Regions from separate parts of the Homo sapiens genome. Here region 2 is linked to region 1. Evidence: chromatin contacts called from ENCODE Hi-C or POLR2A ChIA-PET data. All regions are on one chromosome and are shown on one strand. Each heading gives the region's core, a stretch centred on a gene start or an enhancer-like site at or near the end of the contact. The rest is flanking DNA. Distances are from core to core; before and after follow the strand shown.

Evidence for each region. Hi-C counts contacts between places; a loop is a spot of excess contacts on that map. ChIA-PET counts read pairs that join two places held with the same protein, here RNA polymerase II (POLR2A).
Region 2: a map with no recorded cell type shows a loop between it and region 1 (2.0-fold over the local background). The contact joins the promoter of DNAJC6 here to the promoter of RAVER2 in region 1. A Hi-C loop is called at or near these places in 1 of 37 single-sample maps with no recorded cell type. POLR2A ChIA-PET finds 5 or more read pairs at or near these places in 2 of 52 experiments (HEK293 and HepG2).

Annotation. Positions count from the first base shown.
Region 1 is chr1:64,742,228-64,746,629 of GRCh38, forward strand. RAVER2 (ribonucleoprotein, PTB binding 2) reads left to right here and starts at 2,848. Exons shown (of 12, transcript NM_001366165.2): 1 at 2,848-3,194. The coding sequence starts at 2,946. RefSeq lists silencers at 2,502-2,601, 2,622-2,821.
Region 2 is chr1:65,307,841-65,312,099 of GRCh38, forward strand. It overlaps DNAJC6 (DnaJ heat shock protein family (Hsp40) member C6), which reads left to right and starts at 1,703. Exons shown (of 19, transcript NM_001256864.2): 1 at 1,703-2,098. The coding sequence starts at 1,906. DNAJC6-AS1 (DNAJC6 antisense RNA 1) reads right to left here and starts at 1,394. Exons shown (of 3, transcript XR_007066155.1): 1 at 655-1,394. LOC112268227 (a long non-coding RNA gene) reads left to right here and starts at 3,404. Exons shown (of 2, transcript XR_002958317.2): 1 at 3,404-4,259.

The sequences.
Region 1 (4,402 bases), core at 1,598-4,097:
TGAGGTCAGGAAATCAAGACCATCCTGGCTAACATGGTGAAACCCCGTCTCTACTAAAAATACAAAAAATTAGCTGGGCTTGGTGGCACACGCCTGTAGTCCCAGCTACTCTGGAGGGTAAGGCAGGAGAATCGCTTGAACCTGGGAGGCGGAGGTTGCAGTGAGCCAAGATCACGCCACTGCACTCCAGCCTGGGCAACAGAGCAAGACTCCGTCACAAAAGAAAAAAAAAAAGCACTTTGGAGAATGTTTTGAGCAAAAGCAATCACTGAAGTTATATTCAGACCACTATCCGTTTGCATATTTATTATATTTAATTATAATCATTGCATAATTTTCTCTCAGTGAGACTTAGCCCCTATTGTACAGGAGCATTATTTTACTATTTCTGTCTTCTTATTGCCTTTATATATTATCTAGCACATAAGGGACATTTAATAAATGTTTGCCAAGGAGGTGGTACTCATTTGGATAAATACATGTTCTGAAACATAATGAATGACTCAAGGTTACAGCCTATGCTAAGGCTATTCATGCTTCTTCACTTCAAAGAATGTACTTTTCAAAGTCTCTCAGCTCTACAAAATAGGGCCTTATTGGAGTTTAAAATGTATACCTTTTAAAATCAAAGGAATACAATTTAAAAGCAAAATGATACATTAATACTAGAATATCATGGATGCAAGCAGAGAAATAAGTGCTCTTATACAATGCTTGTGATAGGGAAAACTGAGGTAAGTTTGTAAATACATACAAAAAATCCTTAAATATGCTTACTCTAGATGCAGAAATTTTGCTTCTAGTTCTTCACTCTGTGGAAAAGTAATGATCTTCAAATATGTATAGAGGGTTAAACTCAGTGCTGTTTACAATAGATAAAAATAATAGGAAATACTAATGCTAGGAAATAAGTGAATTTTCTAATTCAACAGAATAATATGCAGCCATAAAAACCATGGTATTCAAATACATTGGCATAGAAAGGGATTCAGCAGACATACTGTAAAAAGCAGAAAACAGAGCTGTAAACTACAGAATATCATTCAAAAACATTTTTATGCAGTAATAGTCACGTAATAAAATTAATATTTTAAAAGTGAATAGTTCAGTGACTATTTAGTACATTCATATTATTGGGCTACTGCCCCCTCTGTCTAGTTCCAAAACTAGATTTTCATCATTCCATAAGGATGTTTGCACCCATTACCTTCTCCTCCAGCCCTTGGTAAACACCAATCTGTGTTCCGCTCTATGAATCTACCTATTCTGATATTTTATACGCATGGAATCATACAATATATGACCTTTTGTCTCTGGCTTCTTTCATTTAATGCTTTGGAGGTTCGTCCACCTTGTAGGGGTCCTTAATTCCTTTTTATGGCTAAAAATATTTCTTAGCATATATATATCCCACGCTTTGCCTATCTGTTCATCAATAAATGGACATTTGGGTTGTTTCTATCCTTTGGTTACCAGGAATAGTGGTGGTATAGAAGGGTGTATTGCCGAATATCATTTTAATGATACAAGTATTAGCAGCCATTATTTTTGGGTGGACGGATTACGGGTGAATTATTTTATGTTATTCAGAACACTGGGCTTTGGAATCAATCAGAACAGATCCCATTTCCTCACGTGTAAAGTGAGGAAAACAAAACCTACGTAATTGAATGATCATGAAGAGTAAATAAATATGTATATGTAAAGCATTTAGAAATGCGTGGTTGGGGGGAGCACATGGTAAGGACTGAATTTGTAGTATTTTTAAAAAATCTTTAAAACATTTTGTTTTTCTTTTAATTAGTGTTAAAGTCTTTTTTTTTTTTTTTTTTTTTTTTTTGCTAGTGTACTTGCATGCTACACAATTAAGATGCATGGTCCCCTTCGCTGATGGTCACCTGGGCTAGTGCCAAAGGCTGCTGGATTGTTTGATCTGATGACATCCGTTTGACTAAGTATAGTTCTACACTGTAACTCTCCCTCCAAGTTTCAATTAAAATAATGTTCCAAGCAGCGTATTCTCCAGCCCCTCTGCCACAGCTCCTTTTCCATTCTAGTCTTTGTTTCAGCATCACTTTCCATGTTGCAGACCCAACTACCCAGGTTTTACATTTTAGGAACTGCATGACAGGGACAGAGGGACAGGTGAAGGGCACAGGCTTTCTCATACACAGCTAGCAAAATACATTACGATCAGGTTTTACCAAATACATAACATTTCTCCCACAATGTCCCTCTTTTTACTCCCCAGAAAATCTCATTGTAAACTCAAACTTTGCCAAATATGCTCTTCTTGAACCAACAGAAGGGTTACCATCGGGAGCCAGCCGGGCTGCAGGAGGCGCCCTCCTGCCACCCCTCCAGCCCCATCTCGGGTGTGGGAAGACCGAGTTCGCGCCCGCAGCCCCCGGGCCGCCCCAGCGCGGGAGTTTCGAGGGGAGCCGGGGGAGAGCTGCGGCGTCACATGGGGGGCCAGCCGGGGACAGGCGCCTGGGGCTGAGTCTCCCGGCGAAGCCACCGCGAAGGGGCCGCATCCCCCAGAGAACGACCCTGGGCGTTCGCGAAGGCCTCGCAGAGAGGGGGAGCCCGCCTGCGCGTCCGCGCCCTCACAGGTGTCCGGGTGGCGGCGCCCGGCCCCGCCTGCGGACCCGCGAGAGGCGGGCGCGGGCGCGCCTGTGCGCCGGGGCCGGGGGCCGGCGGGGGAGGTTCCCGCGAGGTGGTTCTCGGGCTCCTCCTCGGCGCCTCAGGTTTCCTCTCCCCGCCAGCAGGCTGCTGGCTGCGGCGCCGCCTCTCTCTACTCCCTCCTCCCACCGCCCCCCTTCCCCGCGGTTGGGCCCACTCTGCGGCCTCTGCCCGCCTCGCCCTCGCCCGGGCCTCCTCCCGCTTTCTCTCTCCGCTTCCCCTGGAGCCTCCGAGGAGTCCGCAGCCGCTGGGCGCCCGGGAAGATGGCGGCGGCGGCGGGAGACGGCGGCGGCGAGGGGGGCGCGGGCCTGGGCAGCGCGGCGGGGCTGGGGCCGGGGCCGGGGCTGCGCGGGCAGGGCCCCTCAGCCGAAGCGCACGAGGGCGCCCCGGACCCGATGCCCGCCGCGCTGCACCCTGAGGAGGTCGCCGCGCGACTGCAGCGGATGCAGCGGGAGCTGAGCAACCGCAGGAAAATCCTGGTGAAAAACCTGCCCCAGGACAGCAACTGCCAGGTACTGGGACGGTGATAGGGGCGACGCGTCCCGAGGGGCGGCGGGGCGGCGCTCCGTGTCCAGGCTGGGATCGGGGGCGCCTCAGAGCGGTCCTGGGGAGTGGGTCGGCGCCGAGTGGTGAGAGCGGCCCCTCGGTTTGACTGAGTTCTTGGGGTTTCTAGCCTGCAGACGCCCTGCCAGGGAGGGGGGCAGATTGGGAAACTGAGGCTCTGAGTGGCGAAGCGGCTTCTCCAAGGTCACGGGAATCAGGGGCTGCTGCCTCCAAGTTCGGCCCGGTCTTTCCTTCCCCTACGGCCGTAGAGGAGTAGGAGGTGAAGGAGAGTGGAGGTGAGTTGTGGAGCACACATTTTGCGGGGGGGAGCGGGGGTAGAGGGGGCCGAAGCTTCGGGAGCACCTTGGCAGGGGCGAGGGCTCCAACGTATAGTCCCCGGTGCTCGGGAGTGCCATAGGGGGCAGGGGCACGAGAGAGCTGGGAGTGAGTTTCGCTGTTGTTGCAGAAGCACTTGCCCAAGTTTCTATGAAACAACTCTGTCTTCTCAGTTTGCTAAGGCCCCAGAATAGAGTTATTGCTGCGCTCCTTGGAGCCTTGCAGCCGCCTCCTGCTACGCCAAGTACAGTACTGGAGGGTTTGTTCTCAGTGACTTGGATGAGGTTTAAAGATAGCTACTCTGTGTATTTAATCCAGATTAACTGTTGCTTTTAAGATTAGAAACTCTGCATCTATTTAACTTTTTTTTTCCCCTGATTTCAAAAGCTGCATGCTCATTGTAGGAGAGCTAGGAAAGACAGAGAAGCACAAAGGGGACACAGAAATTACCCATATTTCTGATACCTGAAGATAACCATTGTTATCCTGGGATGTTGTTCTTTTCTCTTTTCCTATGCATATATATTTTTGTTTTATCAAAAGCTTGAAATCATTTCTTTGATTCTTCAGGATTTCTTAGCTGTCTGGATGTTCACACATGTTTCACATATAACCTGAATTTATATACTGCTCCGAGTGTGGTGGGCTGTCCTGGTAGTTGCGGATTTGTAGTTCCTCCTGTAACCGGATGCATGAAATTGCAAGAGGGCTGGCTATTGACAATTGCATGGCAGTTCTTCCATGTGACTTATAAAATAATGAGACCAATGCCCCATTACTATGTAATGAGACCTTACATAGCCATTCACAATAAATATGAACATATAACCTTATAACCCGT
Region 2 (4,259 bases), core at 453-2,952, 560 kb after region 1:
CCACCATTCAGATTGTTTGATCTTGTTATAAATGAGCATTAACTCTGATTTGCAATTCAGGTCACACCATACCTCATCAAAGAATGCAGTTGGGAAAGCAACTGGCCAGGAAGTTTAGGTTTCCCCAGAAGGACTGGAAGGATTTAGAAAACATTTCTTTGGACTTCTTCTGGTTGATGCTCTTCCTACAAGAATCTGTGTTTGGGTGATCCTTGTACAGGAAAATGTCTCTTAGTCCAATTTATTTTATGTAGAACTGTGTAGAGCTAGAGCTTCCCGGAAACTTTCTGAGACCCAAATCATCTGGACTGAAGTCTCTTAGATGCTATTGTTTGATTTTGTGTCCTTAGGTGATTGATATAAGGACAGCAAGAGAAAACCATGTAAGATGAGAAGAAAGCAAAGCTGGCTTTGTGTATGGGCTCAAGTACATTTTACATGCACGTACTTTTTTCCTGTTTTGGTGAGGAAACTCTGTCAAATGACTCTTGACGGGCGCCTCACTTAGTCCCTCCAAGTTTTAGTAGAGAAAATGATAATTTTTAACCAAGACTTACTTGATCTTGACCTAAGATGATGAGAATGAGCAATCCTTCTGAAATCTTATTATTTTAGGTGAAAATAAACATTCGATAATTACATTTTAAGACTTACCAGAGTTTATCCAGGTTTTGTTCAGATCCAGAACTTATACAATGTCGGAGTCTTCTTTTAAGAATACACGATGACAGATACAAAATTAGGTACACAGCTTAATTAACTTCATGATAAATTCTCTTCTGATTATGAGTTACTGCTTTCTTTGGCCAGAATTGTGAAAGAAAAATAAGGCGTGAGGCTAGAGGATGGGGAAAAAAAATCCTTGTCTATCTTGCTTCCCAAGCAGGCCTTCAAGCTAGCTAACTGAAACAGTCTTTTCTCCAGGTCCTAAGGTAAATGGTGGCGGATCTGAAAATGCGTCGGACTTAACCTTGCCCTTCTCCCCAGTTTATTCGCTCAACAAAGAGTTCTAAACAGTCACATCTGCTCTCTAGGCAGAACGGACGCTGCCTCCTAGTATTAGAATACCCAACTCTTTGATATCTCCCTTAGGGATCATCCCTATTCTGGAGAATGTGCAAAATATTGCTCTTCCTTTATATCCTAGCATAGATATATTCTGGCACTTAACATGCATTCTTTTTCTGTTGAATTGAGTTACAAGTCAGTTCTCTAGGACGGTTACCGTCCTGGTGGCTTTGGCGGAATCTTCCGGTGAAAATAGGCTAAGTTGCATGAAATGGGTGTGTCTGGATTTTACCACAAGACCCCTGGTCCTCAAAGCTTCGCAGGCCGAGATACCTCGCCCCTTTCTTCTCTGTCACACGCGTGCGAACACACCCTCCCAACCCACGTCGTAGTAGTCCCCTCCCCCGACCACCCCGCCCCGTTTCCCTTCAACCCCCCTCCTCACGAACCTCCCCTCCCTTCCTACCTCCCTTTCCTTCCCTCCCCGCGGGCCAGCGGCTTTGGCGCTGCCCTGCTGCGCGGCGGGGCGACGCGGCGACACCTATAGGATTGCTTCCGGGCACTCCTCAGCCAGGAGGTGCTGGCCTGGGGCCCGGAGCTCGGCAGGGCCGGGCGGCTCCGCGGCGTTGGCCCAGAGGACGCGCGCCCCCGCCCGGCCGCGTCTCCTTCCCTCCCTCCCTCCTCCCGGCGCCCCGAGCCGAGCTCAGCCCAGGGCGGCGGCTTCGCCTCGCCCGGCGAAGCTTCTCTCCGGTGGCCGCTCCTTCTTTTCCCTCCTCTTTGCGTCATGTCGGGCACTTAATTTTTTTTTTTTTTTAATTCCTTCTTCAGCCCTTTCCACCTTCCATCTCCCTTTTCGCTTCCCAGGTTGATTATTTTCTCTTTTCTCCGGGCTTGCCCATGAGCCTCCTCGGGAGCTACCGGAAAAAGACCAGCAACGATGGTTATGAATCTTTGCAGCTGGTGGACAGTAACGGGGACTTAAGTGCGGGAAGCGGCGGGGTTGGCGGCAAGCAGAGAGTGAACGCCGGGGCAGCGGCGCGGAGTCCCGCCCGACAGCCTCCGGACCGCGCCAGCACCATGGACAGCTCAGGTAGCGCTGCCCGAGGGGAGTGCAGCGCTGAGCCCCGCGCGGCCTCCGGAGCCTCCCAGTCGCCCGGCCCGAGGCCCCCCCGTGGTCCCCCAGCCCCGGTTTGCGAGAGAGCCGGGCTGGAGGCGAAGGCTTCTAATACCACCTGGGTGTCGAGTCTCTAATTTCTCTCATCCAGGGAGCTACGAAACGTTAGATCAGTCCTGAGGCCCAGAGACTGTAGCGAGCTCCTCCTAATCTCTCTAGACTGCTGAATACGGCAGCTGGGGGCGGGGAGGGGGAGGGAAGGAGGAGGGGAGGGGTGGAGAAGAGAGGGGAGCGGGTGGGGCGAAGAACGGCTTGGGAGGAGGGCTGGGAGAGGCAGCTGCTTTCACTGCCCAGCTGGATGAGGGGGAGAGGTGAAGGAGCATGTGCGTTGATTGTTTTTGCAGCATGCAGACGGTATTTATTCCAATTGTTATTCTTGCAATGCTGATGCTATTTGCAATTCTGTAAAGCTCTGCCACATCTTAACTCAGCCGTCTGCTAGGGTTAATGTTACCTTTCTCCTGCAGTTTTTAACCTGGGATCTAGAGCTCTTTTACACAGCTTTTACTGTTTGCACAATGAAATTTATTTCATGTGTTGGCTTTGATCTTGTTTGTCCTTTTGCTTGAGTGTACAGATTTCATAAACCTTTACATGTAGGGACAAGGAAATTCCTCTAAACTTTGTATCGGGGCTTGCAACTGTCTTTTATAAAAGGTTTGGCAAGTTAGAGTCCTCTCTTGGAACTGCTGTTGGCATTTGCGATTTCAATAGCAAAACAGTCATTTAATATATCCATGTTGGACTAGGAGTATTATTATAGCTATTTGCTTACTTCTGCAGGGAACCAGGTTCGGAGAATTGTTTACAGAGATATTTATAATTGAAGTCCTCAGTGGTTGGTTCTACACTGGTAACTTTAATACTGGACAACTGAGGATTCCAGAGGAAAGATTCATATGGGGTCGTTTGAACAGTAATGAAATCAAACTGAATTTAAATGCCCTGCTTTGCAAACAAATGCTTGTTTATTTTAATTGTGTAATGGCTGTCCTTGGGCTATTATTTTCTATTTTCCTTGTCCCAAAGTGGGATGAAATATTGTCCACAGATGCTCAAATGTCCTGGGCTGAAAACAAATTCTACTCATTGAAGCTCTTATTGAAGTTAACCAAGATATTGATGGGACATTCTCTTAGACCATTTTAAATAAAACTAAAATGATCCCCAAGGGATTGATGGTTTCAGGACTGTTTTTTTTTTTTTTTTTTTTTTTTTTTGAGGCGGAGTCTCACTCTGTTGCCCGGGCTGGAGTGCAGGGATGCGAACTCGGCGGACTGCAAACTCCGTTTCCCGGGTTCAAGCGATTCTCCTGCCTCAGCCTCCTGAGTAGCTGGGATTACAGGCACCTGTCACCATGCCCGGCTAATTTTTGTACTTTTAGTAGAGACGGGGTTTTGCCATGTTGGCCGGGCTGGTCTTGAACTCCTGACCTCAGGTGATCTGCCTGCCTCGGCCTCCCAAAGTGCTGGGATTACAGGCATGAGCCACCGCGCCCAGGCAGGACTTTTTTATTGATGTTGTATGTGGTTATTCAATGTATGTTTTTTCAAATCTGTGATATATCAAAGTGTAATCCATCTTTTGACTGGATGTAATCTCCTTTAAATCTTAAAAAGATTCATGTTCTCTGAATGATGCCACCATAATAATGTTTACATGTAGTGAGCATGTAAACAATTGAAATGAAAACAAACATATTCCAAATGAGTGTGAAGGAGCCTCACTTCAGGAAAATGAAAGAAATATGAAATACATATGTTTTCCTTTTTCATAGGGATTATTATTTTAAGAGTTGAAATTGGTTTTTGAAATATGTTACATTGTAGAATAAGTTCAACATACATTTTCTGAGCCCAGCTATGTGCCAAGCACTGTGAGGGAACACAGTAGTGAATGAGATCCTTCTGGCCTCTAGGGGACTCTCAGTGGGGGCAGTAACTATAACACAGAGCAGCCTATGGTAAGTCCTGGATTTTTGAGGATTGTCTTTTTCACTAAATCAGACTTTTTTAATAGGTGGAGAGAAGAATAATGGATTGCTTTAATAATCTGTTGTGATGGGAAAGTGTTTCAT